2 separate regions of the Homo sapiens genome follow, and region 2 is linked to region 1. Evidence: chromatin contacts called from ENCODE Hi-C or POLR2A ChIA-PET data. All regions are on one chromosome and are shown on one strand. Each heading gives the region's core, a stretch centred on a gene start or an enhancer-like site at or near the end of the contact. The rest is flanking DNA. Distances are from core to core; before and after follow the strand shown. Region 1 holds the start of POC5 (POC5 centriolar protein). Region 2 holds the start of GCNT4 (glucosaminyl (N-acetyl) transferase 4).

Evidence for each region. A loop is a pair of places that touch in the nucleus more often than their neighbours do. ChIA-PET counts read pairs that join two places held with the same protein, here RNA polymerase II (POLR2A). Pooled maps may share reads with other maps.
Region 2: a map of ascending aorta shows a loop between it and region 1 (4-fold over the local background). The contact joins the promoter of GCNT4 here to the promoter of POC5 in region 1. A Hi-C loop is called at or near these places in 5 of 168 maps with a recorded cell type or tissue (CD8-positive, alpha-beta T cell, ascending aorta, endothelial cell of umbilical vein and 1 more), 3 of 37 single-sample maps with no recorded cell type and 20 of 50 pooled maps. POLR2A ChIA-PET finds 5 or more read pairs at or near these places in 1 of 52 experiments (activated CD4-positive, alpha-beta memory T cell).

Annotation. Positions count from the first base shown.
Region 1 is chr5:75,713,713-75,721,174 of GRCh38, reverse strand. It overlaps POC5 (POC5 centriolar protein), which reads left to right and starts at 3,738. Exons shown (of 12, transcript NM_001099271.2): 1 at 3,738-3,869. LOC441087 (a long non-coding RNA gene) reads right to left here and starts at 3,743. Exons shown (of 3, transcript NR_149046.1): 1 at 3,591-3,743; 2 at 1,118-1,240. RefSeq lists an enhancer at 4,033-4,342.
Region 2 is chr5:75,046,654-75,054,115 of GRCh38, reverse strand. It overlaps GCNT4 (glucosaminyl (N-acetyl) transferase 4), which reads left to right and starts at 1,558. Exons shown (of 4, transcript NM_001366737.1): 1 at 1,558-1,687; 2 at 1,889-1,947; 3 at 6,079-6,219. RefSeq lists silencers at 302-671, 792-841, 1,062-1,311.

The DNA.
Region 1 (7,462 bases), core at 2,489-4,988:
CTCTACTACATGTGTCTTTCATCTTCCAGCAGGCTAGCCCAGGCGTATTTCATCGTTGTAACAGAGGGCAAGAGCAAGCTAAGCCAAGCACGTAAGTATTTTGAAACTTCCGCTTGCATCATATTTGTTAACATTCCGTTGGTCATTAGTAGAGAAGCACTCCAAGTGAAATTGCATGGCACAGGACATCAATACCTGGAGAGATGTAGAATTGGAGCCATTTTTGCAATCCTCCACAAAATCTATATGCAAAAGCCACCCAGTTTATATATCTAGGCAGTGACCTCTTTTCTGAGCCCTAGACATGTAAGTTCAGTGGTCTGATGGATACTCCATTTGGGTATCTCCAGATATTTCATGTTTAAAGAATGTTTAAAATTCAATTTTGATCTTCCACTTTCAAAACCTGCTCCTCTTCCAGTGTTCTCCTCAATATCTGATGCTGTCATCCACTCAGTTGCTCAAGCGAGAAACCTGAAACCTGGAGTCCTTCACACTTTTCTCTCCTTCACCTCAGATACAGTCCAAATCCTATCATCAAGTCCCACCAATTATACCTCCAAAACATACAGTTGGCCCCCTATATCCTCAGGTCCCACATCAGCAGATTTAGCCAACCGTGGATCAAAAATATTCAAAAAAGTAAATTTTAAAAGTAAAAAATAATACAAATAAAAAACAATAAAATATAACAACCATTTACATACATATATTTACATTATGTTAGGTATTATAAGTAATCTAGAGATTATTTAAAGTACATGGGAGGATGTCTGTAGGTTATATGCAAATACTATACCATTTTATATAAGCGAATTGAGCATCCTCAATTTTGGTATTTACTTTGGCGGAGGGGGAGGGGAAGACATCAGGAGTGGTCCTGGAACCAATCCCTAGGAATAGCAAGTGATGACTGTATCTCATTTCTGTCTTCTCTCCATCTCCTTTGCCACTCGTCTAGTTCAAGTTGTCCTCATCTCTCTCCTGAATATCTAAAATACATCCCATTGAACTTAAAATCTCAAATCCTTAACAAGTCCTGCATAGTTGGGCCTCCATCTCTATCTGCAGCCTCATCCTGTGCCACTTTCTCTTCACTCACTTAGCCCTTTCTTACCTTAAGACCATGGCATGCCGTCCCCAACAGAACATCTTGAGTGATAAGAACATGGACTCTGTTCTTACCAGCTACATGAACCTGGGAAAGCTGCATAACCTCTCTGTGCTTCAGTTTCTCTATCTGAAAAATGAGGATAAGAATAGCACCTACGTTAATTTAATTCTCAGTGAGCGAATTCCTACCCTCATTTTTCAGATACAGAAACCGAAGTACAGAGAGGTTATGCAGCTTGCCCAGGTTCACACAGCTGTTATGTATTCATATGTGTGGTGGATTTGTTGGTTTGATATCGGTTTTTCCCATTAGACTCTTAGTTCCATGAGGGCAAACTGTGTTTTGCTCACCACTCTATCCCCAGCACCAACAAAAATTTGCTTTGCCTGTGACAGATGTTAAATATTTGTGTTGAATGAATAAATAATTATGAAGGGTTCAAGCTGGCAACCAAGTTATTATGGGTTTGTGGGGGCTTTAAATTCTCTCTCTCTCTCTTTCCCTCCCTCTCTAGGAACCTTGGGAAAAGATATCAGTTCTAAATTCATAACATCCAGACAAGGTTCTGTCTCTTTCTCTCTATAGTTTTACAGGAGAATGGGATTGTTTACTAAATGGTTTGCGATAAAAATCTCTCCTCCCCAAAAAGGAAGACAGAAAAGAGAAACTTGGAGCCTAGTGGCAGGAGGGCACCAGAAGAGTGATTCAGTATCAATTATAGTGTATGGGGTCACCAAAAGGCAATTCAATTAAAAAACAAATACTAGAACCAAGTATGAATTTGCAGCTATTAATAGGAACTTGTCCTCTATAATAAGCATGAAAAAAAAGGGGGAGAACAAACATAATTTATGCCAAAGAAACTTCTGGTGCTCTTCTTACTTGTTTGTGTAAGTAGAAGTCTGGTTCTGCCAACATAAAAGTAAGTGAGACCCAGGTTATGTCATTTCTATCTACAGAAAAAGAAACCTTATACTGGAGGTAACAGAAGGGAGCCTGAAAACTCACCCAGATCTCAGTATCTGTTCTTCAGATTGCAGAACCCCAGTCTGGGCTACTTAGGTACCTTTGCCATCTGGGTCCTCATACCTCTAGCCTATCTGTTGCCAATGTAAGTTGAAAGACTATATGTTTGTGTGTTCGGTGTTTTAGATATATTAATTCCTTTAATCTCCTACCACCTTAGTATGTGAGTAGTATTATCCAAGGTGACAGCGAGTAGATGGTAAAGCTAGATTATAATTATGATCTGATTCTAAGGCCAATACTTCACCAGAAGGCTCTATCTTGAAGTCTGACACGTTTGAGATTAGTTAAAACTAGACTACCAATTTTGGTTTTTTCTTTGTTTTTTGAGACAGAGTCTCACTATCACCCAGGCAGGAGTGCAGTGGCGATATCTTGGCTCACTGCAACCTCTGCCTCCTGGGTTTAAGGGATTCTCCTGCCTCAGCCTTCGGAGTAGCTGGGACTACAGGCGTAAGCCACCACACCCGGCTAATTTTTGTATTTTTAGTAGAGATGGGGTTTCACCATGTTGGCCAGCCTGGTCTCGAACTCCTGACCGCAGGTGATCCGCCTGCCTCGTCCTCCCAAAGTGTTGGGATTACAGGCGTGAGCCAACGCGCCCAGCCTAGACTAGCAATTTCTCAAAGGGTGGTCTGCAGACTCCTGCATCAGAATCACTGGCAGTGTGTGTTAAAAATTCAGATTTCCTGACGGTGTCCATGACCGAAGGAATCAACACCTTCGGCCGGGCGTGGTGGCTCACGCCTGTAATCCCAGCACTTTGGGAGGCCGAGGTGGGCGGAACACCTGAGGTCAGGAGTTCGAGACCAGCCTGGCCAACATGGTGAAACTCCATCTCTACTAAAAATACAAAAATTAGCCAGGCGTGGTGGCGGTCGTCTGTAATCCCAGCTACTCGGGAGGCTGAGGCAGGAGAATCCCTTGAACCTGGGAGGCGGAGGTTGCAGTGAGCCGAGATAGTGCCACTGCACACCAGCCTGGACGGCAGAGCAAGACTCCATCTCAAAAAAAAAAAAAGCACCTCCAAGTGATTCTGTTGCAGGGGATCTGTGGATGATGCAGATTTTTTTTTTGTTTTTAATTTTTTATAGAGAAAGGGTCTCCCTATGTTCCCCAGACTAGTCTCGAACTCCCGGGCTCAAGCGATCCTCCCACTTCGGCCTCCCAAAGTGCCGGGATTACTGGCATGAACCACCACACCTGGCCCAGAATTTCGGATTGTTCTTATGCAGACGAAAGCATTAGGACTCATATCTAGGTTACCGGAATTGTTGAAAGCCAACAGCACACGGCATTAGCCAACTTCAGCCCTGCTCAACAGCCTCTATCCAAATCAGCTCCCGGAGCCGCTTAGCAGCCTGCAGCCGCTGAACAGAACTGAGCACGCGCAATATTTAATCCCCACGGGCGCTGGGTGGGGCTCCCTAGGACCCCGCCCCCTACCAACCTGCGGAGCCAGGGGGCGGGGCTCTCCAAAGTAATTCCGGCTTCTCCCGGCAGCGGCCCAAATCCCCGCCCCCAGCTCTCGGACCAATCAAACGGCAGATTGCTGAAACAAAGGACCAATGCCCAGGGCGGTCCTTAATTCCTCCCTGCAGTTTGAAACTGTCAGGTTGCCGTCTAGGTAGCGGTTGTGCTTGCTGAGGCTGCACTTGCTGACACTGCAGCTGCGACGCGGCTAAGAGGCGCAGAGCGAGGAGTCGGGATTTGGTCGCGAGCGGCGACGGTGGGTAGCAGCGCTCCGGGCAGATCCTGCGTCCCTGCATCCCTGGCGAAAGTAGTGGAGGGAGATTTAAAGTTCCTTGGCGCGTGTTTCCTCCCCCTGGGCTCTTCCCCAGACCGCGAGTGATTCAGCTGTTGTGCCGGAAGGTCCCAAAGTTTCCCCTCCGAGGCGTGCAGGAAGAGGAAGTGAGCAGGAGTGAGGGATGCTGAGCGATTACTGTCATCAGAGGTTCCGGTCACTTAAAACGTTGAGAAAAAATAACCATGTATAAAGCTCTGTTGTGCTTAAGTAAGATTTTTCTTAAAACAGGCTGGGTCGGAAGGTGATGGAAGAAAACTTATGGCCTTTTGCTTACTGCAATGGCTTTTCTCCTCTGCTTCTAGTCCCTGCTTTGGGGAGGGGCTGGCGCGCCCCTTTCCTTGAGTGCAGCTAGGCCTGGTGAAAGGCACAGGCGACATCACCCTGCTGCTAGTTTGCATGTTAATTCGCTCTTCCTTTGCCTCTTGGGGGTTCCATTTGAATTCCCAGACCCCTGTTTTGCTGTCAGCCAGATAATTACCAAGATGTTATTTTATGTTTCTGGCAACAGAGAAGCACACAAAAGTTTTGATCTTGTTTTCTGATACCTTGGATTAGAGACTACTGAAAATGTAGTGAACTAATGTGCGTCCGCCACCCATTAAAGCAGTTTTCATTTTTCTCCTTTGTTTCTGAACCTAGAAACAGTAAGGAAAATGCTACTGTTCTAGAGTTTCAAATAACTCATACCTTGTTGACATAAAGCAGGGCAGATGGAAGATAGCATATTTTCCAAGAGTGCGGTGGGTTTTTTTGTGTCTGCAGTGTGTCCATATTAAGAAACAATTTTTGAGATCTGACCATACTTACTAGCTCATTTTTAAATAATCAGCACCCCCCCCCCCCCACCCCTGTTACCTGCCTGGTCTCAAATCCTGAAGGAAGAAGTGAATAAAAATATAAATGGACCAAGTTATCACAGTGGTAGATTTGAAGTCAGTGAAGCAGCCATTCCTTGCTGCAGATACATGCACTTATTTTATCCTCCCTAATTGGCTTAACTAAAGACAGTCATGCTGAGATTTAGTTTACTTAACATGTGTATGCACAGTGATACTCACTGGAAAAAGTTGAACTTTCCTTTCCACAATTTAGTTCCAGCCTGTGTTTCCATTCTATTTTTGCACTTTTCCCTGTATCTTCCTTTTCTATTTCAATTTCCTCATCTCTCATTTATTTTTCAGCCCACTGTGACTAAGACCTGTAATTGTTTTACTTTCCAGTGAAATTGTTCAAGCAAACGTCTCAGCAACCTCCTAATCTCCAAATTCTATCCAATCCTCATGGTTCTTTGGCATCTAATTCTATTTTCTTCTCAAAGTTGTGATATTGCTTCCATAGTTCTAATGTTCTGACTTCCTTTGCTGACTCCTCTTCTTTGCTGACTGTTCTTCTCTTGCCCTTTAGATGTTAGTGGTTCTGGCTTTAACCCTCTTCTCATTCACAGTCGTAGTCCTTAACTCTATTAGGGCTATGGTCCCCTCTGAACGCATATTTAAAGCGAAAGATCTTCTTTCTAGAAAAATACACATTCACATTTATGATAAAAATATTGCATACGAGTCGGGTATAGGGACCTGATATGGTTAGGTCTTGTGTCCCCACTCAAATCCCATCTTCAATTGTAATCTCCACATGTAGGGGAAGGGAAGTGATTGGATTATAAGGGCGATTTCCCCCGTGCTGTTCTCATGATAGTGAATTCTCACGAGATCTGATGGTTTTATAAATGGTAGTTTTTCCTGCACTCTCTCACATACTGTCTCACCTGCCGCCATCTAAGATGTGCCTGCTTCCCCTTCTACCATGATTTTAAGTTTCCTGAGGCCTCCCCAGACATGCGGAACTGTGAGTCAATAAAAATTCTTTTATTTATAAATTACCCAGTTTTGGGCAGTTCTTTTTTTTTTTTTTTTTTTTTGAGACGGAGTCTCACTCTGTCGCCCAGGCTGGAGTGCAGCGGCGCGATCTTGGCTCACTATGAGCTCCGCCTCCCGGGTTCACGCCATTCTCCTGCCTCAGCCTCCCAAGTAGCTGGGACTACAGGCGCCCACCACCACGCCAGGCTAATTTTTTGTATTTAGTGGAGACGGGGTTTCACCGTGTTAGCTAGTATGGTCTTGATCTCCTGACCTCGTAATCCTCCCACCTCAGCCTCCCAAAGTGCTGGGATTGCAGGCATGAGCCACCGTGCCCGGCCTGGGCAGTTCTTTATAGCAGTTTGAAAAACGTACTAATACAGGACCTCAGGATAAGAACTTTTTCTCACATTCCTTTTTTATAGGTGGTCTCATCCATTCCCTTTTTTCAGCAGTTCCCATTATGCCAGTGATTCCTCAAACTGGATCTCCAACTTATACCTCCAGTGCGGCGCTCCCACAATGCTTAACTCCAGGAAACACCATTCACAGTGTAGCCATTGTGAATGGCAGTTCTTGGAGTAGCGCACTACGTAGCCAGTGTGACCACAGACTGCATACTTGCAGCTTTACCCTAGTGCCTCAGAGGCATCCTCACACCCAGCTCATCTGATATGGCACTCATTGTCCTTCCTCCCAACCTGCTCATCTTCCTACCTTCCTTGCCTTGGTGAGTGGCACTATCCATCTAGTTACCCAAACCGGAGATCTGGAAGCCACCAACAGTTCTTTTTAACCCCTTGATCTATTATTGATCATTTTCTCTTTCCATCACCATAACACAACTGTCTTGTAGTCATACCCTCCATCCCCTTCCCATTGCTACTTCCTAGACTTAGGTCATCATTTATCTTCTTAATTACTATCAAAGAGAACATTTATCTCTTAGACTACTGCAGTCAGCTCTCAATTGATCTCTCTCTCTTTTTTTTTTGAGACGGAGTCTCTGTCACCCAGGCTGGAGTGCAGTGGTGCGATCTTGGCTCACTGCAGCCTCCACCCCCAGGGTTCTAGCTATTCTCCTGCCTCAGCCTCCCAAGTAGCTGGGATTACAGGCACCTGCCACCAGGCTCGGCTAATTGTTTTGTATTTTTAATAGAGACAGGGTTTCGCCATGTTGGCCAGGCTGGTCTCAAACTCCTGACCTCAGGTGATCCACCTACCTCAGCCTCCCAAAGTGCTAGGATTACAGGCATGATTCACTGCACCCAGCCTGATCTCTCTTAATATCCAAATTCATCCTCAACGCTGCTGGAATGATCTTTCTGATCATGTAACTTTTAAAAAATATTTCAATAACTTGTCTAGAATAAACACCCAGATTTTTAATATGACAAGTTTTGACCTTCCATGATCTGGCTGCTCCTTACTTTTTGTTTCATCCTTAGCCAATCCTTTGCACCCATTGCTTTGTCCTTACCAAACTGCTTGCTGTTCGTGGCATACATGTCCATGGCTCTGTCTTTGCTTATATTGCTCTACTGCCTAGAATATCTACACCTGTGTTTATACCTTTTATCCATCTTTCAGGATGAGACCTACTCATCTTTCAGATCTCAACACCTGGGTCATCTTCTCTAAAAACTTTCTGTGCCTCCT
Region 2 (7,462 bases), core at 309-2,808, 660 kb after region 1:
CAAAAAGCTCCACCTTCCCACGCTGCTGATAATATTTCTCGCGGCTGCGTGGGACACTCCTCGTCTCACCCATGAGAGCGAGCTGCCTTCTGTCTGGTTGGGCGATTCCTGCAGGGCCTGAGCCTCCGCAGAGCCCGGCGTTCAAGGAGAAAAAAGGAGCCGCGGATGTGAGTTTGCTTCGTCACTGCCTTGTGAGCGACTTTGGGCAAGTTACTTAGCTCTCCTGACCTCAGATTTCTTGTCTAATGTGGGAGGGAACCGAACGTGGATGACGCTCCGGGCAGCGGCGGAGAGCCGAGATCACCGCGCGCGCCTGAGAACTTTGTCCGAAGCGCGGCCCGGGGACTGGGAGCGCAGGGCAGGGAGCTCCCTCTGCGGGAGCGCGGAGGCGCTCCTACTTTCTCCGCACGTCACGGGGGCCGCTCAGCGCTCTCCCACCCCGGGCCGGGCGAGAGCGGCTCCCCAGCAGGGCGACGGAGGAGCGCGGCGAGAGCGAGCCGCCGCGGAGAGCCTGGGAACCCAGAGCGCAACCCTCGGCCCCCGCCGGGGCGGCCTCCGCAGCCGCACGGACCCCGCGTTCGGGGCTGGCCCGCTCCCTCTCGTAAGTCGACTTGGCCACGCGGGGGAGCGAGGGTCGCCCGGGGCTGGAGATGTTAACCCGGTCTCAGCCTCGTCTCCGCCGGGACGCCCCGACCCTCTGCTCCTCACGACTTTCGTTTTCCCGCCGGGGAAAACTTCGGCGCCGCGTCCATCTCCAGGCGGCAGGCGGGGGCGCCCTCTCGGAGCCGCGCGGGGAACCGGGCTGAACCCCGGCCTCTCTCCGCGCCTGCAGGAGCCCCGGGGCCACCAGAGCGCGCGGCGGACGGACACAGCGTCACGGGCCGGGTGGGCGACCCGGCGCGCGCCTAGCAGACGCCGCAACTTCGGGGCTCCCCGCGGCAGCCGCCGCCTGCGGCCAGACGCGGGGAAGTTCCCCGAGGCCAGCGGGGGGAAAGGGCAGCGGGCGGCGGGCGCGGAGCGTGTCCTGGATAACGGGCGCGGGCCGCGGAGCCGGCTTCCTGGGCTCGCGGGCGGAGTGGAGCCGCCAGGCTGGAGTCGCGAGCGCGCCGGCGCCGGGCTTTCCCGGGACTCTCCCCAAGTGCCAAGAAGCGGCTCGTGGGCGCGCCCTTGCCGGGAGCAGGGGCATCCCGCCGTCCTGGCCCTTCAGAGCCCAGCGCCGCCCAGCCTGGCCCGCGCCGCTGCGAGGCGCAGGGGGCCCGGGGGAGCTACTGAGCCCGGCTTCGTGACGCTTGCCTTTCGGAGCCGCTTGCCGCTTCTCCGCAGCCCTGGACCAGAGGGGACAAGCGATGCTGCCCGAGCCCCCGCCCCTGGGCTTCGGGACAGGGACGCGGGGCGCCTGAAAGGACTGCTACCGCGGCTTCTGCGCCAGGGCAACCGGGGCTGGAGGGGGCCTCCGAGTTGTTCTTTGGGGGCGGAAGCTGCGGGCCGCGCCTCCCAGGCCGCGCCCTTCCCAGAGACCAGTTTCTGGGCTTTTTAAGGTCAAGTTTTTTGTGCCGCAGAGCGGGCCGGGATCGTCTGCCTGCGAGGTGGCGGTGCCTACCACAGCGGGTCGGGAGCTTCTGGGATCCGAGCCGAGAAACGGGACGCTCGAGTCCATTTGCAGTCTTCACGTAGGAAACGGTGCTAGGTAAACGGGGCGAGTGGGTGTTTTGTAAATTTAAAGACTCAGCTTTCCCTGACGGGGAAGTTTTCCGAGTCACGTAGTCTGGGAAACAGTGTATTGTCCCCTCGTTGGGCAGGCAGAGAGGCGATATTGGCCTTGGGGCACTTTTTAAATTCATTTTTTTCTTTTTCTTTTTTTTTTTTTTTTTGTCTTTAAAAATGGAAGAACAACAAACCAGAAGATTAACAGAGTTGGGGCTAATATAATGCGTTTAATTGTCTCATGTGAGTAGACAGAAGTCGCCCTTTTTGATCTTGCATTCATAAAACATGTCCCTATTAAAGCATCAATAAGCCTAAAACATTCTAGAAACTAACAGTTCATTCTGACAGCTTTTGTTGATAGTCTCTTAAGGAAGTAAAATCTTTAAAAGTGAAAAAGTGAATCATTATAGAGAGCATATCCTATGTTGCACTTTCTAAGGATCCAATTTTGTGTGAGAAATGACCAGTTAAGATGTGTTGTTGATTTATCTCTTTCTGGTATCAGGAGAGAAACAATAGCCAAGGAACTGTGTGGCCGCTGAATTTTCTATGGGGAGACTGAAAGGAGTTTCCTGCTGCGGGGTGGTGGTGGGATGAGAAGGTTTATACTCTTTTCTTTGGGGGAAAAAGTTTATACTGATTTGCTAAATGTCACATCTCCTGCACAGAGGTAGGTGGGGTGAATGGCATAGTCGGGCAGTCAGAGTTAGCACTTTATGGCACCTGGCCAAGTGCCTTCAAGATAAGCAGGCCATAAATACAGGTGCTTCCCAAACTGACTTTGAATGACCTATGGTTGTTTTCTAGGAAGGGAGAGGGAGAGAGAGCAGGTAGAGGGCCCTGTACCTGACGGTGCTGTTTCTGCCTCATCCTTGACCCACGGGTGCTGGGAGCATGACCTGGTGACCTGGGGCTTATCACAGCACCACATAGGAGAGGTAAAACGGAGTCAGCTTCAGGGGATTTCCTTCTTAGGCTACAAGGCGGGAAGAAAGCAGTGAGACAGTAAAAATGAGCAAAGCAAGGCTGAAAAGTGAGTTCTTCAGGCCACCTGTGTTGAGCACTGGCTGTGAACCAGGCTGTGAACTGTCCCAATGTGAACAGCGCATTGGCTGCTGTGAGGCGCAGATGTGCTGCAGCTCACTGCATCTGTGCTGAGGCAGGAGGCCTTGCTGGGGAGACTGAAGGTGGGCTCAAGGATGAGTGGGAGCTGTGTAAACTAAGCAGCCATGGGGGAGGGGAGAGGTGAGAAAGGGGAGTATTCCCATCCCCGGGAATGGTGTGTGCTGAGACCAGAGGAGAGGAGAGCCTGAGAGGTGGAAGAAAAGACAGGTTCAGTATGACCTGAGGGGAGGATGGAGAATGGCACCGGGGAGGCCAGCAGATACCACTGCCAGGTGATGCCAAGGGGCATTGTGGCGAGTGGATCCTCAGGACAGTTTCACACCTGATAGTACGCAGATGAGATATGGATTAAAAGCAAAACAAAACTCCAGCTGCCCCGTGGAGAATGGACTTGAGGAGCCCCTAAGTAGACAGGGCTGGGTCAGAGGGTGCAGGAGGCCTGGCAGTTGAGACTGAGGTAGTGCCAGTAGGGATGACACGTTGGGCGGATTCAAGGCCGGCTCTGGAGAGACCTGGGGCTGAGTTTTGTGTAGGGTGTGAGAGCAGATGAGTTTTGTGTAGGGTGTGAGAGTGCAGCGTGACTCCCTCTAAGCTTGGGTGCTGGTATTTACGGAAACAGGGAACATTGGAGGAGGAAAGACAAGTTTGGTTTTATTGGGTCTGGGCAGCTTTCGAGGCTCCTAAGTGGAATGGCTTCCCTAGTGGCCACATAGTGCACTCGCTGGCTGACTCTCCACAGATGGTGGTCCTCTGTACGAGGGGTGTGGTCTGAATCCTGGGGTGGATGGGGTGGGGCGAGGCGGTGGTGTCTGAGGACTGGAAGCTGCTCCCAGAGTGAGAGGTGGGACGGAGGGCTAGGTACTTTAAGATGAGGGAGCCTTAGACATATGTGAATGCGATGGAGCGAGTTGGAAGGAGAAGCTGAACACACAGGATGTCTGGATCCCCTCCCCCTTGGATTGCGATGGTATTTTGATATCAAGCTCATGTAATGTAAACTGTCAACATCTTACAGAAACAGTGTTTTAAAGCACGTGTGACTGCGAGTGATTTACTTCACAGATCATACAAATGTAATGTTTAGGAGAAACATGGATGATAATCACGCAACAGAGATGCAGCATGGCTAAGAGCAAGGCCTCGCAGTGAGACTGCTGAGCTCCTGGGTCTGACTCTTGTCACTGCCTAGCTTAGGACCAGGCCCAAGCTTCCTGACATTCCTGTCTCAGTTTCCTGGTCTCTGAAACGGCACCACACCTAAGGGGTACGTGCTCTACAGCACCTCCTTGTGGGCTGTTGTAAGGATTGCCTGTGTGCATTATGCAAGCACATAAAGTGCTCAGTAAACCTTAGTGCTGGTGGTTTTATTATCATGATGCCATTTCTATCATTTCTGGTTGTAGAATCTGAAACGTAGAGAATGTTGAGAACCTGTCCAAGCCCATACAGCCAAGGAATGGCAAAGTTAAGGCCAGGATCCGATTTGCCTGACTCACAAGGCAAGGCACCTTCTACTTAATGTGTCAACAAGTGTCAGGTGCTCGATGCTGTATAAAATTAACTGTAATAAAGGGATCCAGTCACTGCTTGCCAGAGTGTAGTGAAGCAAAGCAGATAACATCAACATTGAGGCTTACAGACTTTTCTCAAGCAATTTAGAGATGTATGTTTTGTATTAATTTGCATTACTTTGCATGTCATTTATATGCATTCCCATATGCTTGTAATTTTCCTAGTGGGATCTAAAGACTGAAGCTTCAAGTATATAAGAGAAAAGAAAATTAATCAGGAATTGAATGCAGCCGTTTCCATCCTAATAGATCTCTGGGGATGGTGGGCTCAGTGTGGGCATTTGGAGACAGGATTGGATCAGTATTTACTATTTTAGATGTGGGGAGCCAGATATCATTTGATAAAGGTAGCTCACAACTTAATATGTTATGAAGTTTGATCTGCTGAACGTAACAGAAAAATACAGGCAAAGTGGAAGAAGACCAGAGGAAAAATGTCTACCATATAAGATGCCAGAAAATGAAGCAGAAACAGAAGTCTGCTTTATGAAGCTGAACTAATAAGAAACACTAAGGGGCAGAAAGGAAAGATTGAATTTCTGCTAAGCGATATGAAATGTTAAAAAGAACAATCTTAATCACAAATGTGTGAGGCTTCAAAACCAGTAAATTCTTCCCAATGTGGATTTACTGAGAAACAGGCCATCGGGTCTTAGTGGAATCTTAGAACTACAGAGTATTACAAAAACAAACTACAATTTTGTTACTTAGAGCAGCGGTTCTCAAAGTGTGGCCTCAGGACCAGTTACATCAGCATCGCCTGGGAACCCGTGAGGCTCAGCAATTTGTGTTTTAATAAGTTCTTTAAATATTTAGAGCCAGCTTTCACTCCTCTATTGAGTCATTACTTCTTCAGCTTTAACCTTTCCAGGTCCGTCTTGTGGTCACTAGCTTCTCACTGGGCTGCTTAACTTCTATCAGTTACTACCCAGCAGAGGGATGTAGCCAGACATGAACTCATTTCTCAGGGTGTCTGCTCAGTACAGAGCAGAGTGGGTTGGTCCCTTCCTTAGTCCCAAGGTCTAAACTGTGGAAATGCTTTCCTTTTTGGGTGGTACTATTCATAGAAACAAGGATTTGCAGCCTGCATTCAGCTTTCGCATTCTGCAGCTTTGTGGTTCGCATGCTGTCCAGGAGCACGATGGTTTTGGTTTTGTTTTTGTTTTGCTGCATTTTGCTTTCTTTTGACAGTCTCGAACTAAACTGTGACTCGTGCCAAATGTATGGTCAGCCAAAACACTGAACTGTCCTCTAGAGATGCTCTTGTCAAACCACGTTTCTCCACGAACCACAATTCTCCATGAACCAGGGTTCTCAATTAACGAATACAGTTAATTTTTTGCACGTGTTAGTTTTGTACTTCTCTCTGTTAAAATTTATCTTACTAGATCCAGGTAATCTGCTTGGTTCCTATTTCTGTTATTTTCCATATAAGCTGAGTCTCAGCTTTGTGTCCTTTGCCAATTTGGGTGCTGATATCCTGGTTGAGGGGTTAATAATAACGTGAGCATCTTTGTTAGAGGCCTTCCTCACAGTTAATGAGGCTCAAAAACTTGGCATCTTTTGCAGTCCTTCTGGGTTAACATCAGAGGAATAGTTGTCATCAGTGCAATCATTGTTTGCATTTAAATTACTGTTATTCTAAAGTCCTCCTGCACATGGTTTCTCTTTATAGGGCCCATGTTCTAGAACTACATCCTCGGTCACTGTCCCAGTACAGCCATCTGTAGCACCTCCTCAGTAACTGACGGTGATGTTCCTTTCCCTACGCTGTTTATACCATCAGCCTGGGGTTTTCTTTGGAGGTGACACAAAGGTAAGTTTCAGTTTATTTATAGTCAGATTAAGATGAATTCAGAAGCTTCAGAATAATAGGAAGCAAAAAATTGTGCCTTGTAATTTCTCTCTGCTTTACCTACCTCCCCCAAGCTCTAAAACCTAAGAGTTTTGTGCTAAAGTCTAGATTTAACCAAGAGATTCAGGTTATTTAATTTAAAAAAAAAACCCTAAAATGTTGCTCATACATGATTCTTAGAGGAGTACAATTAGGTAATATAATTGCAGAAAATTGTTTTTAAAGGCAAAAGGCAGAACAACTTTGTGGTAGGAATGCTTTTAGCTGTGGTTTCTAGAGCATGAAAAAGTACCTGGAGTCCTAAACTGTTGTATCATTATCCTTAACTAATCCAAGTCAAGCCTCCCCCAAAACCCCACCCACAGTGAAATTCCAGCCTTAAACCAAACCTCAACATCTCAATAAAATCCAGCCACTCTCCTCCTCCAAGATGCTCCAAAATGCTTCCAAACCTCTTTTGATGCCATGTGCTCCCTTGCCATAGTAAGCAAATCAATAATAAATAAATAAAATGGAAAAAACACCTGGTGATAATAAAGTTCTTTGTAGTCTCAAGTAAATCTCTGTTGTAGGGAAGGCAAAAATTTACCTCTGCACTCCTACAGTTTTTCAGTTGGGCCTGAGAATTAAATTGACTTAAGAAATATCAACAGGAGACAAGCACACAAATTTATTTAATATAAGTTTTATGTGACAGGGGAGCCCTCATAAGGAAATGAAGCCCCAGAGATGCAGTGAGAATTGAACACTTATATAGTGGATTGGAGAAAGTAGGAAATTATAAAAATGTAGCAAGGCAAAAAGAGGCCTGGGCTAGGGTAGTTAACTGGGAGAAGCAGCTAGGAAGATAAGGGTTGTGTAACAAAGTTTGTACAAATTTTTCTCAGCCACAGCTTTCTGTCCTTGATAAGACTGTTAAGTAGACTGTCCGTCAACTTTCTCATTTCACTTAAGGATTTCATCTCCTGCATCTAAGAAACGGCACGAAGGGCAGAATGGTCTTGTACCTGCTATTTTGCAAGTGCCGTTAACTCAAAAGTCAATATCAGAGTGGCGTATTTTGGAGTGGCCTATTTTTAACTCCTTCCCCAGGAATCCTCTGTGCTTCTAGCTCTTTTATTGCTTTTCATTTCCCTCCCCTGTGCAACCCCGTCTTCTCTTGTTGGTTTTCTGGGTTTTCTGGTTTCTAATCTAGTTAAGGAGA